Regions from separate parts of the Homo sapiens genome. Here region 1 is linked to region 2. The links are chromatin loops, found by intact Hi-C in ENCODE. Cell type or tissue: chondrocyte. All regions are shown on one strand. Links, peaks and the distances in the headings refer to the core of each region. The heading gives the core; the rest is flanking DNA. Region 1 overlaps SINHCAF (SIN3-HDAC complex associated factor). Region 2 has its middle 97 kb from the start of FLJ13224.

Region 1 (8,330 bases), core at 5-8,004, 50 kb after region 2:
GCTGGATTACATTTGAAGTCAGTGTGGCGATTCCTCAGGGATCTAGAACTAGAAATACCATTTGACCCAGCCATCCCATTACTGGGTATATACCCAAAGGATTATAAATCATGCTGCTATAAAGACACATGCACATGTATGTTTATTGCGGCACTATTCACAGTAGCAAAGACTTGAAACCAACCTAAATGTCCAACAACGATAGACTGCATTCAGAAAATGTGGCACATATACACCATGGAATACTACGCAGCCATAAAAACTGATGAGTTCATGTTCTTTGTAGGGACATGGATGAAACTGGAAACCATCATTCTCAGCAAACTATCGCAAGGACAAAAAACCAAACACCGCATGTTCTCACTCATAGGTGGGAATTGAACGATGAGAAAACATGGACACAGGAAGGGGAACATCACACACTGGGGACTGTTGTGGGGTGGGGGGAATGGGGAGGGATAGCATTAGGAGATATATCTAATGCTAAATGACGAGTTAATGGGTGCAGCACACCAACATGGCACATGTATACATATGCAACAAACTTGCACGTTGTGCACACGTACCCTAAAACTTAAAGTATAATAATAATAAAATTTTTAAAAAATCATCCTTGGGTAGGCCTACCCGAAACAAATTAACACAGGAACAGAAAACCAAATACCACATATACTCATTCATAAGTGGAAGCTAAACCATGGGTACTCATGGACATAAAAAGATGGCAACAACAGACAGTGGGGACTACTGGAAGGGGGAAGGTGACAAGGGTTGAAAAACTGTTAGGTACTGTGCTTACTATCTGAGTGACATTCACACCCCAAACCTCAGCATCACGCAATAGAGCCCAGTAACAAACCTGCACATGTACTCCCTGAATCTAATATAATCATTCCTTCAAAAAATCATCCTGAGAGCCTATCTTGGCCACCCTCTGGATTTCAACATACTTTTTGTGCAGCTTAATTATATCTGGCATAGCTTCATGCCCTCTCTACAATTTCCCAATCCTGGGATTCATGTGCTGCCAAAGCATAATAATCTTGTAGTGAATACATATTCTCCTTTAAGCACTGAAACCTAAGAAAGCTTTGAGCTTTTTTATGGGGGCAGAGGGGTGGTTGTTGATGTGAACTGTTTAAGACCTTTCCTGTGTTCATCATAACTACAGATCAAAAAAGTTTTCATTCTTAGCATATCCAATTAGACTTCATTCCTAAAGATTAAAGAACAAATGAGGGAACAAGTTTATCATTAGGTGCTTATCACTGTGCACCTATTATAGGCCAGGCCCTCTATGATCCTCATTTTGCTCTTACTACAGCTGTGTTTGGTATTATTTCCTCCACTTACAAAGGAAATGAGCTCAGAGAAAAATTATCAAAGATCATAAAGCCAGTAAGTAGCAAAACCAGGATTTAAATTCAAGTCTCCTGACTCTAATTCCATTGTTTATTCATCTATGCCCTGGTGATATTAACTAATAAGCTCACGTGCCAAACATAACCCTTACCCCCATCCACTACATACTTATTTCTGAATAGAAAATAAAAGTCACACACAATTAAATGACAAGAAAAAAGCCCCACAATCTTAGTATGCTACGATTCTCAAAAAGGACTTCACGATTCTAGCCACACGATTTCTCAAGCATCAAGGGACTACTTAGAACACTTAGTAGGGCCTTGTACGTAGGTGCTCAATGAAAGGTTGTTTTAAAAGTCTCACAGTATTACCCCACAGATTATTTTGTTCATTTACAAAAGAAAAGATATATACTTTAAAATGGAAAAAGATCTGGCGATCTTAACCCAGCGATTAATCTTAGCATCACCAACAGTGGGACAACCTGACATTGTGTGCTTCTTGACATGATGCAGTAACAGAGGCACCACACAATCTATGCTATATCCTTGCCAAAAGTAAAATCCACATCTACTAAGAAAACAACCAAACCTGGACAACATAGTGAGACCCCATCCCTACCAAAAAAGAAGATAGCCAGGCATGGTGGCACAGGCCTGTAGTCCCAGATACTCAGGAGGCTGAGGCAAGAGAATTGCTTGAGCCCAGGCATTCAGGGTTACAGTAAGCTATAATCATGCCACTGCACTCCAGCCTGGGAAAAGAGGGATATTCTGTCTCAAAATAAAAAATAATAATAATAAAACATAGCCAGAAAAATCCAGGATAGGGGATATTTTACAAGACAATTGGCTTAGACACTTCAAAATGTTCATTGCCATGGGCAGAAAAAGCAGAGGACTATTCTAGATTAAAAGAGGAAAGATATAACCAAAAGTATGCCTGAACCTTGGACTAGACCCCGGATGAGGAGAAAATGTTTTAAAAGACACTTTGGGATGATAGGGACAATTTATTCCATACAGATCTATCATATTGGATATTGAGTTATTCTTAATCAGCTCAGATATGGCAATGACATTATGGCTAGGGAGGAGAATATTCTTATTCCTAGATGAATGTGTATTTAGGGGTGAAGTATCATGGTGTTACAATTTACTTTCAAATGATTCAGCAAAAGAAATTAGATAAAGCACATATGGTAAAATGTTGCATTTGTGGATCTAGGTGAAAGTTATACTATTATACTATTCTTTCAACTTTTCTGTGTACTTAAAATTTCTTCAAAGTATTTTTTAACATTCTTGAATAAAATTCAAGACAGTTGGGATAAATTCAACTCTTCTAAGAATATGATTTCTGAAAATACCAGGTTGTAAGCAATCAATCAATATAAATATTTATTGTGACCCTGCTATTAATATATCCTAATCAACCCCTCTGGGAGCTGTAGTGGTGACTAAACAGTGCTTCATGCTCTCTTGGAACCCATGTAGCATGTTATTTTGTACGTGTGTGTGTTGGAAGAAAGAGGAATTATTCTGGAATGCTTCCCCAAGTAATGCCTCAGCTTAAACCTGAAGGATAAATAAGTAGGTGTTGCCTAGTTATAGGATGGTAGGGAAACGGGTCAGAGAAAACAAACAGGTGTGAAGGCACTAATGATGGAGTTGGCCAATCTGGAGAGTGAGAATATTTACTCCTACTGCTTCCTCCAGGCCCCCACTCTTTTTAGATAGCCTGTTGGTCTCCTGGTTCCATTAACCAACTCCCTCTATTCAATCTTCAGACCCAGGAGTAGTAGTAACAGGACTCCAATGTTACTAGTCCCAAGAACTAAACTCACCCTGAGGTTTCCCTATACCCTACATACAACTTTGTAAAGGTCCTTTTATTAAACTTTCCTCAAATTATCCAATTTCAGTAAGCCATCTATTTCCTGCCAGCAGGACTGATAAAAATCTCTAGAGACAGATATGGGAGATGTCTGCATATTTCATATGGTATCTGGGACCATGGAATGGAGATAATCTAGGAAGAAGGCTGAAGATGAAGCCTGGGCCAGTGAGCATCTGAGGTCCAAGGAAAACCTAGAAAGTGTGTTTTCAACCAAGAGTATTTCAAGAAAGAAACTGTCAATCGTATTAAGTACTGTGGAGAGGCTGGGTAAATAAGATAAAGGCTTTGGAATGTCTCATGAAGAAGCCATCAGTGACAGATCAACATTGAAGAGATTTGTAAAGTTAATTGGAGGCCAAGTATACACTTACTTGAGGGGAAAAAAAAAAAAAAAAACAGTATGGCCAGGCATGGTGGGTCACACCAGTAATCCCAGCACTTTGGGAGGCTGAGGCGAGCAGATCACTTGAGGTCAGGAGTTCGAGACCAGCCTGGCAAACATGGCGAAACCCTGTCTCTACCAAAAAATACAAAAATTAGCCAGGCATGGTGGCACATGCCTGTAATCCCAGCTACTCGGGAGGCTGAGGTGGGACAATCCCTTGAACCCAGGAGGCAGAGGTTGCAGTGAGCTGAGATTGAGCCACTGCTCTCTAGCCTGGGCTACACAGTGAGACTCTGTCTCAAAAAAAAAAAAAAAAAAAAGAAAAGGAAAGGAAAAAAAAAAAAAGTATAATTTTTCAGGTTTCTATTTTAACTCTACCAGGAACTTACTAAATAATTTGAGATTTTTTAGTTTTAATTATTTTGAGATTTAAATATAAATGTAAGCAAAAACAATCCTTCTCTTTTATTTGCAAAAAGCCAATACTGGCTGGGCGTGGTGGCTCACGTCTATAATCCCAGCACTTTGGGAGGCTGAGGCAAGTGGGTCACCTGAGGTTAGAAGTTCAAGACCAGCCTGGCCAACATGGTGAAACCCTATCTCTACTAAAAATATAAAATTGGCTGGGCGTGGTGGCAGGCGCCTGTAATCCCAGCTACTCGGGAGGCTGAGGCAGGAGGATCGCTTGAACCCAGGAGGCGGAGGTTGCAGTGAGCCGAGATCACGCCATTGCACTCCAGCCTGGGTAACAAGAGCAAGACTCTGTCTGAAAAAAAAAAAAAAAAAAAAGCCAATACCTGGAGACACAGTTAAGCTAATATAAGCCATAGAAGTTTAGAGAATAAATGCTGTAAAACAGAATAAATCATTTTCCCCTTTCAGATAAAGAGCAGGCTTTCGCAAAAAAATCTTTTGTCTCTCTCTAAACTGAATGACTAAGTTCTTTCATGCTAAAGCTTGCAACTAAGTTTGTCTAAGACCCCCTAGTCAACATACAATAACAAGCAGTTTCTAACCAGGGTGTAAGGTATTTGATACCTAAAGCATTCTCATGACTACAATGAGTAACCAAACTCCACAGCTTGAGAAATTGTTAGACAGAACCCGCAGATCCCTTTCTTTGAGAACATGAGCCTGTGAAATTATCTATCTTTGATCTAATTTGGCTTTCTCCTCCCTTCCGAGTTCACTGAACATCACACAAAAATGATTGCCTGGCCACTACAATGCTAAATCTGGGGCACTAGGAAACTGTTCTAGGGACGCTGAATAGAAGAGCTCCCAGGGTACCTTCTATTGTTCACTGCAGAGCAGCCACCTTGATGAATTGTTTTAAGATATCGTTTCACTAAACCTCCAGCAGTTTTCTCCACAAAAAGACAGATAATAGGTACTTTGAACATTATCAAAATTAAAAAACAGAATTTGATTTAAGTTAAAGATCAACGTATCTGCAAAAGTTAAACTTGCCCCTCATTTCAGCCTTCAGAAAGAAGGGAGGCAAGAAGAGACCCAGGGAATAGTTTCCAATGAGGGTTAGGACAGCATTACTGCAGCAGACAGGAGACAGTTTAGAGAACAAAGGCTTTCAAATAAGAAAAGCAGATTCTTTCATTCAAGTTACATGACCTCCTGGCACCTCCTCTTACCGGTAAATAGATTTTTTTTTACTTTGCAGGGTTACTTAAACAATGTTTAAAAGTGTCTGGCCCAACAGTAGGTCTTTTCTTTTTTTTCTTTGGAGGTGGAGTCTTACTCTGTCACCCAGACTGGAGTGCAGTGGCCCAACTCAGCTCACTGCAACCTCTACCTCCCAGGTTCAAGCAATTCTCCTGCCTCAATCTCTCGAGTGGCTGGGACCACAGGCGCATGCCACCATGCCTGGCTAATTTTTTTATTTTTAGTAGAGACGGTGTTTCACCATGTTGGCCTGGTTGGACTTGAACTCCTGACCTCAAGGGATCCACCCGCCTGGGCCTCCCAAAGTGCTGGGATTACAGGTTTATATAAGCCACAGTGCCCAGCCAGGGTTTTTCATATTGTGAGAGCCATTTTTCTTTTTACTTGCTACACAAAGCATTTGCATTGTAGGGCGAGACGACCAATTTAAAGAGATTCAGTTAAAAAAAAAAAAAGCTGTGACAAACTCTAGGTGCCTTCCCATTAGCCCCACCCGCACCTCTTGGTATCCAATCCTTCGTATGAGCCTCTCCCCTTGGATATGGGCAGGACCTGAAAAGACCCCTCTTGCTGGCAGCTTGGCTCTCGACACTTGCTGGTAGTGACAGTAATCATGTCAGTGGTCCAGTCAGCAGCCAGGCCATGCAGGGAGCACCCAGCTGGCAAGGAACTAAGCGGGGGCCTCCAGCTGACAACCAGTGAGAGGTCTGGACACTCAGTCCTGCAGTGGCAAGAACTGAATTCTGCCAGCCGAGTGAGGCTGAAATGAGTTCTTCCCAAATCACCAGGTGAGAATGCAGATGAGACCATGAGCTTTCTAAAGGACCTATCTAAACCATGCTCAGACAGAAACTGAGACGCATTTGTTTTAAGCCACTAAATCTATGGTAATTTAGGACATAGCAATAGATAATACTGGTACTATCAACTTCCTTAGTTACCTTGTTAATTTCATAGTAACTGTATTAGGTGGCATCCAGACTATCCCAAATTTAAATACTAACAGTAGTATAAAAAGTCTGGCCCTTTATTACCTTTCCCAGGTAATAAAACAACTGGTTTCTAAAAGTTTGATATGGATTACACCTCTTAGGATTCCTCATAATCCTGTGAAGTAGATATTCCCATTAATTATTTAACTCAAATGACTAACAAGGGGCAGAGCTAGGAACTTGAGAACCAGCATCCAACCCCTGATGCCACCACCCTTCCAACTTTTATAGTTTCCCTAAAGTCTCAATGATGCTTCCCACTATGCCCATAGATAGTAATAAAACCACAGACAGTAAAAAGTACTGGGAACATTTTGTTCTTCCTTTTAAATCCATCTTATCCACTAGATTAATAATTGTGCACATCAGTTAAAATGTCTTTTATTCCAAAGTCTATGTCTCAGTGAAGAGGAATTTATTCCCTTCATGGCTTGTTATTAATACTAAGCACTTAAACTGAGTATATGTGAAAGCCAAAAACATTATTCTTACTGAAGACCTGTCAAACAAAGCCACAAAACAGCTCCTTTTATTTTCTAGTAAGACTAGATTTATTCAATACCCTAGTAAAAGTTTTGATTATAAGTATCCAACAGTATAAAAAGTACAAAACAGATCTGTAGATTTCTAATATATTAATACAAAGTGCATGACTACATACAGTACATCCTACAGGCAAAGAGAGGTGGAAGGGGAAAAAGAAGACTGTGGTTGAGGTCTAGTAATAAATAAATAAATACAGAAGTAGAGATGATCCATATTATAGTATATTCTACCACCAATACTGCAGCCAAAATGTACAAAAAAAATCATTTCAAATAACTCAGGAGGATGATAATGGCTGGACTTTTGTAATTCACCTCAAAGACTGTGGGAGAGCCAACTCAACTCACTGTATAGTCTGTGCATATGGTGGCTTGTAGCATGTAGGTTTTTTCCAAAAGAAGGAAATATAAAATGTTTAGATTAAGAACTATAAAACTACAGGGTGCCTATAAAAGGTGGCTTACTCCTTATTGTTATTATACTATCCAATTTTTAAAATGCAGTTTAAAAAATAAGCACTGAGTCTTGTTATTACAAGGCAGGCAAATGTTTCTCCCTCATTTTGAAAAGACTGAACTGGCAATGCTTTTCCTGAACATTTAGAAAAGAGGCAGTAAGAGTACTCTGGTTTGGGTTCAAGTGAGAGGCTTTTCATGAAAATCTTAGGATTGAAGAGCTCTAAGTTCAGGATATCTCAATGTTCAGAAAGCCTGACTAAAAGAAGCCAAACCAAAACCATTTAATGTGAACACAAACCTCTTTTCTTTTAGTAAGTTTTACTTTTAATACAGAGTGAAAGAAAATAAAAATTTAATAGGCTAAAACAAGTCAAACACCCATTCTACACAGATAAAAACCTTCACAAAGGTCAACTGAAGTAATCCAGAGCTGAAACTGAATTGTGCAGATTTTCAATGAAGTCACAGAAGTCATGTAACACAAACAAAAGTCGATTATATTTACACACTCAGCAAGCCCTCTAAGAAATGTGCCCCAAGAAGCATTAACCTTTGTTTTGTGCCATCCTGAAGACTTGCACATTTTATTTTTCAGATAGCTTAACATTTTTAATCGAGTGTGTTCTCTACCATGCGGTAATGCTTTGGTACTATTCATACAGGGTCTTGCCTATCCTAAAGACTTGCCATTTCCCCAAGAGGAGCTTTGATTCTGCTTTAGAAGTTTTACATAAATTAAAATCTTTATCAAATATTAATATGAAGGGAGGCACAGGATGCAACATATATAGTCAAGTTACCTCTCTGTATATTTAGAAATTACTTTCTCCTCCAAGGTATTTGCAACAGAAAGCTCAGTCTGTCCTGCTTAATAATCAGTAGTACAGGTGTGAATCATCAGAAGCTTGGCAAGACCTTAATATTTCAAAATTATTAACAACTACCTCTAGGGGCAAGTTCATGTTACTGAGTTATGACAAATTTATTATCATGAGGGAAAACAAG
Region 2 (8,330 bases), core at 203-8,202:
AAATGGTGCCCAGGTTGGAAACGCAAATGTGCACACATGGGTTCTTCCCACTCTAACCCTGAGGAATTCGAGGCCTGCTTCTGACACAGACTGGGCAGTGGCTAGTGACTCTAGGTATAGAGTGTCCAGACCCTGCTCACCCAGGCTAGAGCTTAGGGAGCCAGAAGGAAGGAGGTGCATGTGGGGGTGCGGGACAGGAGGGAAAAACACTCCTTAAATTGCAAAGTGAGGGCAGAATCTATTTACATTGGGTTGAATTAACTCCTCCCCTTGATGCCACTAAAGCAGGAATCACACTGCAGATGGCACTGATTTGATTGGCAAGAGACATGCCAGGAAGAATATTAAGGGACCAGGCCCCTATAATTAGGCCTAATCGTAGCCTGTTGTTTGAAAAGGGTATGAAGGACATTCATCAGGCTTGGCACTGTGCCCTAGACCTGCTCTCCTGGGTAGTGGGGCCCTCCATTGCAACAGAGGTGTGGGTGGGCCTGGGAGAGTGTGGCAAGAAATGCTTAGGAGGCTCTACTTGGCCTTAAAGGGCTGTGTGACCTTGGGTAAATTGCCTTCTTTGAATCTCTGGTCCTTTCCATTTCCCATTCTCCAGGCTAAGAGCTGCACTCTGATACACGGTTATTCCCAATAATAATAACCATCCACCCCGTGCAGTGGTCATAAACCAGAGAGAGAAATGTCCACATGAAACTAGGTGCTGCATGCTGGCCATCACTCATGGATCATTAATGAAAACTAACTTGGAATCACTATTTTAAGGACAGGATGGTGGGGAGGCATGCTTGTAAACAGAGCCCTTGGCGACTCAATTCATCTGCAACTCATTTTTCATATATGTTAAATGTATCCCTTCAAGATCATTGCAAAGAAAAACTAAGTTAACATAAGAAACAGTGCCTGGTGGCTAGTGAACATTCTACAGGTGTTGGATGCTGTTGTCATCATTGTTATCATTATCAGAATGGACAAGACAGAACCCCACAGTCATTCATTTCAGCTCTCTTTTTGGTGAAGAAATGTGTTGAGCATTTAGCTGGAAACCTGGCACTTAGGCACAAGGTTGGTGTAGAAGGCACCTGCAGACCTGACCCAGGCGCAAGGCTAGGCACCCTTGTCCAGTTCTCTGCTGACTTACAGGCAGTTCTCCCTCACTGCTCCTCACCTCCAGAATAAGGAGACTCCTTCAGCTTTGAAGATGTGGGAAGAGCAGGGGTGAGGGCAAGGAAGAGGATGTCTGAGCATTGAAAAGGCCAAGAAAAGAGGCTGGAGCCCTGAAGGCAATCAGCACCTGTTCCCAAGAATGCAAGGCTGGGCCTTCTCCCCTCTCAGACACATCCATCATCTGTCAAGATCAGCCACTCAGAGCCCTCAACCTTGCCCCCTCCTCCTTCAGACCCCATGGTACACTCACACCAAGGAGGGTGTCACAGTGCAGGGATTTCATCCCCAGGGCAGCTCATTGCTGGGAAGGCCACAGCACCCAGCTCCCTCTGCTGCCAGATTCCAGGCCCTGTGGACAGCATGTGTCACACAGCAGGTGCACACTTACTGTCATCTCCCTTCCTTAGTCCTGGAGGTGGTCTCTGCTGTGGCTCTGCATGCCACCAATGCTCTCTGACCATCTCTAACGGCAGCCTTTGATCTCAAAAATGCCCCAGCCTCTAAGTAACCCATGGCAGTATGAAGCCAACAATGAGGAATTTCTTCCGAGCTCTCTCCTGGAGATGGGGTGGCGGGAGGGCATGCCTGCGACTGAGATAACTCCCAAAGCACAGCAGGGAAGGAAGAGGAGAACAATGAGGAAGAAAGGGAGCTGAGAAGGGAGGGGAAGCAGACAGGAGATGAGGCGGTGCATGGAAGAGAGCCTGGTGCCACCCCCATAGGCTACCCTATCACCTCAGTCCCTCCCAGCATCCAAGGCCCTTCCTCAGGGCTGCTGTGCCTATCACGGCCACTAACCTGGCTGCTCCCTGAGCCTGGCAGCCAACAATCACACAGAAGAAGTCCAAGAGCCCAGCTCTGCACACCTTCAGCACTCCTGTCACAGCAGCGGGAAAGGGTTCTGGTGTCATGGACCTGGTGCCTTGAGCCAACCTGGGATGGGCAATGTCTGTGGCCACTAAGAAGCTGACCTCAGCATGGTCCGGCTGGGACTAGAATGGGAGCAGAGACGGGGCTTCTCGAGTCTATCTGTGCGGTGGGAAGGTCTTCCTGTGTGTGTGGCTGCAGGTGGATCTAGGAAAGGGGGATAAAGGCCCTGCCTTCAGGGCACCCCAACTCTACTGGGGAGACTCACTCTGACACATGAAGCACACCAGACATCCAAGAGGCACATGAAATGGTGAGACATGACGGGTGAATACAAAAAGCCAGGAACTCCATTCTGGAAAAACAGGACTGATGGCATTGGATCAAGTCTGCAAAATCACAAAGGACAATAAAGAGAACTGACACAGACCTGAAACAGAACCCCAGGCATCCCTTGAAGCTCAAAAGAATGATCTAAGGACAAATAAACGGCAGTTGAGTTTTACACAACGGGCAAAGGCAAGGAGTTCCTTACCGTGGGGATGACACAGGATAAAACATGGCTGAGACCAGGAGAACTCAGATAAACTCGTGGGAGAACCACAATGTGCTGTGGAGGGGAGCAGGCATGCGGGTACACTCCTGACCTCCACAGACGGCCCCTACCACCAGGCCTGATGGAGCTGCCTACCTAGCATGGGTAGGCCTCATTCCTTCAGAGAAATGGAAGAAATTTTAATTTCTTTAAAATAAAATCCTTTAATTTTAAGAGACTTAAAATGAAAACCTTTAAGCCAGCCCTGCCCTTGTGTGTGCTGAGTTCCAGAACCAGGCACTGCCAGTGAGCAGCAGAGGGAATGCACCTGCCTAGGCTGGAGGGGAGCAGGGCCTGGGGGTGTGGGTGGTGTTTGCTATTCTTCCCAGGATCACTGAGCACCTAGGTGAGCTGAGCTACCGGAGTCCTTGGAAAGACCCAGTGCCCTTCTTCTTAGGGTCAAGAAGGAAGGCACAAAGAGGGAGAGAGGCTCAGCAGAAGAGGCCCCTAAGCTCCCAAGGCAGGCTGCTGGATGCTGAGAGATGAGGCCACCAGGTCAACTGCCCTAGGAGGGGAAGGGGAGGGGAGAGCCCTGGCAAGGAAGCCCCCAAGGCTACTGACTCCACAGGAATCATCTCCTGAGCCTGGCTGGGGTGGTGTGAGCCTAGTGAACCACACGCGCTCCTTTCTCTGCTACTCCAGCAGGAACTGGCCGCTGTGAACCCTCTTCCCACATTAGCCGGCTCTCACACTGTGACTAAAGAGACCAGCCACCACATGGTCCCGGTTACAGGGGCAGCTGGGGCCTTGCCATCTGGCAGGACCTGCTGCCACTGGCGCTCGCTGTCTGTGAGCACAGGGTCTGGTGGGCAGGAGGTGACTGGAGGGCATGTCTTCCCAAAGGAGAGCTCGCCAGGCCACTCCTCAGAGGCCCCAGCCCACACCACCAGCTGCCTCTGCTCCTCCCAACTGTGCACCTCGTGCCATCGAGGGAGGGCTGGGACCCAGCTCCAGGGCTGCGGCTGGCAGAGAAGGACCTGGCCTCCTGCCCACTGGGACAGAGAGGTAGCGGGTGGGAATTCTACCTTCCTCACCTCCCGAGATGTCCACAGGCTTTGGGGAAATGGTTGAGGGGCTTTGGAAGTTCAGGGAAAGAAAAGGAGGCCCAGGAAGAGGATGAGGCCAGCCTGGACTTGTTCATCCACAGGGACCAGGGTCCATGTGGCTGACAGTCTCTTGGGGAGGGGACGGGACTCTGGGTCAAGAAGCCTAAGTCATAGACATAGTCATCTCCCTGCCTCTGCGCAGACTGCTGGGGTCAAAAACAGCATCACGTAAGCACCCTCCACCTTGGAGTGCACTGTTTGGGGCAAGGTGCCCCCAGACAGGCCCTGTTGCTAACACTTACACCCAGCAGTTCCGATGGACAAGCTGTAAGGACAGCCTCGCCCCAGGTGCCAGGCACCAGAGAACTTACAACTGACAGCCAAGGCCAGCTGGTAAGCCCTTGGTTCCCAGCGAGAGAGCCTGTGAGCACAGTGGAGCCTCAGGACAGCACGATCAGAGCTGGCTTCTCAAAGGCGGTGCCCTTGAGCTCAGTCACCTCTCGCCCCTTTGCCGCCCATTGCTGGCACCTGGCTTGGGCTCTCCGTCTGCCCAACAGCTCACTTCAGAGGAAACAGGAAACCAACGGGGCCTTCGCTGCCCTCCTCAGCCAAACCCATGCAAGGCCAGCCCATGGAAAGGGAGCCAGGGAGGGTGAGAGTGGAGGGGCAGAGGCCTGGCTGCTTCTCCTGCTGTGATCTGGGCACACACTAAGCTGCTTAGCCAACAGCTCTATCTCCTGGGCTCAGGGCTCAGCCATGTGAGGAGGAAGGGATCAGTACAGCCCTGAGGAAGAGTGAGGACCTCAAGTCAGCCAGAGCTGGTGCCCCACAAACTGCTGTGGAACGCGAGCAACTTACTTAACTACTCTGAGCCCCCTTATGTGCAAAATAGGAACAACAAACAGGAGCTCCCACCTCCTGGGGTTGTATCGGAAATTCAGTGAGGTGGTAAAGCACCCCGCTCCACGCCTGGCCTATGAGAGATGCTCCACAAACGGTGGCTGTGATGGCAGTGGGGTCACCACCACATGATGGCTGAGCCCAGCAGACAATAAGACATGGAAATCAACCACTGCGCAGCCACTCGCAACAAGGAAGAAGGTGGAAAAGCTCATGAGAAACAAACATCCTTATGACAGGCTTGCAGGGACGCCTCTGTATTCAGTTATTTTTTTCTGCTTTGGTTTTTGTGTTTGTTTGTTTGTTTGTTTGATTTCCTGAGATGGAGTTTTGCTCTTGTTGTCCAGGCTGGAGTGCAGTGGCACAATCTCGGCTCACCACAACCTCCGCCTCCCAGGTTCAAGCGATTATCCTGCCTCAGCCTCCCAAGTAGCTGGGATTACAGGATGCCCGGCTAATTTTGTATTTTTAGTAGATATGGGGTTTCTCCATGTTGGTCAGGCTGGTCTCGAACTCCCAACCTCAGGTTATCCACCCGCCTCAGCCTCCCAAAGTGCTGGGATTACAGGTGTGAGCCACCATGCCCGGCCTCTGCTTTGGTTTTTAAGACTCAACAATGATAGCCTCCTTCATTCCCCCAAATATACCACCCACACCCCAGCTTTCTCAGGCTGATTCAGAGGCTGTGCTACGAGGCCTCTGGGGACCCAGTTCTCCACAGAACTCCTGGCTGAATACCCTGCCTCAGAGTCCCTCTAGGACAGGCCCACACTTCACTTCTGCGCAATTGGGAATGTGCGTGAGGTACGGGTGCGGCCGCCATAGAAGGAAAGGCCCCGGGCCTGGGTCAAGCCCAGCGACTACTGGAGCCCCTTGTTCGTCTGTTACATCCTCTGCTGGCAGGCAAAGGGGAAAGAAAACTCCTGGCCATCGGGGCACCCAGATTCTACTCTGGGCTCTTTCCAGAACTGGCCATGGGAGCTTGGGCAGGCTGTGTCGCATGTCTAGGCTGTTGCTCCTTATCTGCAGAATGGGAGCCGTGCTCACTGGTGGATGGAGGAGGGGACAGGGGACAGACTGGGTGGCATCCCAGGGCTCCAGGCATTGGACAGAAGGCATGTCCAGGGCCTGGGCCATGCCCAAAACAACCTAGAGCAGGGCAAGTGGCAGAGCCCCTCCCAGGCTGCTGGCAAGGGCCCCCTGGCCCTAAAGCAGCCCATCCTCATCCCACCCCGGCTAGTGACTTTGAAAGAGCAGCTTCTAGATGCTCAGCCAACTACACACAAAGGCTTCTCCCTACTGGGAACAAAGTAAGAATAACGCCACCCTCACGGGACCAAGGAAGCTCTGAGAGGGGATCCATGAAGCCAGCCTCGGGAACCAGAGGAGGCAGGGGGGCGGCGAGAGGGCTGGGCAGCAGAATGTTGGCTCGCCTGATTAGCTGACCCCACCCAGAAGAAGACGGAGGATTCTAGTTCTTTAAGGGAACTGGCAGACTTCTTCTCTAGGAGCCCTCTACCTCCTGGGCCCCAACTCTGAAGCAGCTGCCTGGCAGAGACAGTGAGGAGGGTGCAGGGAGAGGACTTTGCCCTCCACTGCTCTCCAGCCAGGACACGGCCCCGGCTGGCAGCCTTTCATTCTATACTGAGCCAAGAGACACACACCAGAGCCCCAGGCTGGCCATGCCCCACCGCCTCTCCAGCCCCACTGGGCACACTGGTAAGTCTGGGGCCTCTGCCCACAGTCAGGGCCTATCGTGGCCTGGAGCCCACACCTACCACACTGACTACAGCAGGACTGAGGGCACTCATGGTATCTCATGGAAAACAAACTGAGGCCCAGGAGGAAAATGTTTGTTTAAAATTTTGCACGCCATTTCTCCAGGGCCACTAAGCCAGGTCCACTTACTTTGATTACTCTTTAGTGCTCTCCTTCCAGCCATATGAGGAAAACATATATGTTTTCAAAACTTAGGAAAATACTGTATTCTATTTTTCCTCACTTGAAATTACATGGACACACCTGCAACTGTATGTGTTTTTTAAAACTCCAAGAACTGTACACCAAAAAGAGCAAACTTAAAGCTGGGAGTTGTGGCTCACGCCTATAATCCCAGCACTTTGGGAGGCTGAGGTGGGTGAGTCGCTTAAGCCCAGGAGTCTGAGACAAGTCTGGACAACATGGCGAAACCTGTCTCTACAAAAACCACAAAAATTAGCTAGGCATGTTGGTGCGCACCTGTAATCCCAGCTACTGGGGAGGCTGAGGCTTGAGTCCAGGAGATTAAAGCTACAGTGAGCTGAGATGGTGCCACTACACCTCCAGCCCGGGCAACAGAGCCAGACCCTGTCTCAAAAAATAAATTAATAAATAAATAAAAAGAGAAAACTTTAAGGCATGTATGTTGGTAATACAATACATAATTATACATATATACATAGTATGTAAACTTCACAGTGCATTGAGAACATTTTCCCTGTGTCATTTAATAGTTTCCCAAACCCACTCATCCATGCACATACCATACTTTATTTAAAATGTTCCCCTAATGGGCCAGGTGCAATGGCTCATGCCTGTAATCCCAGCACTTTGGGAGGCCAAGGTGGGTGGATCACATGGTCAGGAGTTCAAGACTAGCCTGGCCAACATGGTGAAACCCCATGCCTACTAAAAATACAAAAATTAGCTGGGCATGCTGGCATGCACATGTAATCCTAGCTACTCAAGAGGCTGAGGCAGGAGAATTGCTTGAACCTGGGAGGCAGAGGTTGCAGTGAGCTGAGATCACACAATTGCATGTTAACCTGGCAACATAGTGAGACTCTGTCCCAAAAAATAAAAAGTAAATAAATAAAATGTTCCCATAATGTAAGAAATTTAAATTGTTTTTGATTTTCCTTTATTATAAATTGCTCTTTAATGAGCACTCTAACACATAAGATATTTGATAGCTTTTCTTATTATTTTCTTAATATGGAGTTTTAGAAGTGCAGTTACTGGTCCAAAGATATGCCTTTAGTGCCCTTAGCCTTAGTTCTTAAGGCTTGTAGTACCCTTTGCAAAGAGGCTTTTCTCAAAGGTTTTGACACGCTATACTCCACCAGTGCTGGAGTAGAGGGCTGCATCATGTTAGCAGTTATCAGCTTAAAAATCTGTGCACATTTGGAAGGCAAGATGGCATGCACCTGTAGTCCCAGCTACTAGGGAGGCTGAGGCAGAAGAATCACTTGAGGCCAGAAATTTGAGCCTGCAGTAGCTATGATTGCACCACTGCACTCCAGCCTGAGCAACAAGGTGAGATCCTATCTCTATAAAAAAAAGAATAATAATAAAGAAAAAAGAAAGGCAAAAAGTAGTATACTATTGTTGCCATAATTTGGATTTCTTTGATTACTAGTGATGTTCTGCATTCCTTCTCATGTTTATTGATTGCTAATATTTCATGTACAAACCTAGTTACAGCAACAACCAGCAAGCCACAACTCTCAAACATCCTTGCCATCTTAGTGCCATTGCTGTAATATATAAAACACACATTAAACCACAGCAGTTAATATTGTGCTCGTGGTTAATACCACAGTGCAGTAGAGACAGGCTGGCATAGCGTGAGAAGCAGAGGTTCCAAGCCAGACAGCCCTGGGTTTAAATGTCTCCTCCCTCATGGACCAGCCATGTGACCTTGGCAAAGTAACTTAACCGCTCTTACCTTGGGTGTCATCTGCTGTGGAGCTATAAAATGAAACAGT

The links. A loop is a pair of places that touch in the nucleus more often than their neighbours do. Peaks named below come from ENCODE experiments on the same cell type or tissue, not always from the same donor. Only the 100,000 strongest peaks of a DNase experiment are listed, where the experiment ranks them.
Region 1: a loop joins it to region 2, with 5 times the contacts of the local background. A loop is called at or near these places in 1 of 110 quality-filtered maps.

Annotation. Positions count from the first base shown.
Region 1 is chr12:31,273,736-31,282,065 of GRCh38, forward strand. It overlaps SINHCAF (SIN3-HDAC complex associated factor), which reads right to left. Exons shown (of 6, transcript NM_001135812.2): 6 at 6,849-8,330. Among named protein-coding and RNA genes, the nearest start is that of FLJ13224, 46 kb to the right of the region's middle. RefSeq lists a silencer at 5,220-5,514. In chondrocyte, for the core only: no CTCF peak of the experiment used is centred there; no DNase peak of the experiment used is centred there.
Region 2 is chr12:31,223,447-31,231,776 of GRCh38, forward strand. No RefSeq gene overlaps it. Among named protein-coding and RNA genes, the nearest start is that of FLJ13224, 97 kb to the right of the region's middle. RefSeq lists a silencer at 5,069-5,626. In chondrocyte, for the core only: no CTCF peak of the experiment used is centred there; a DNase peak (open chromatin) is centred at 3,462.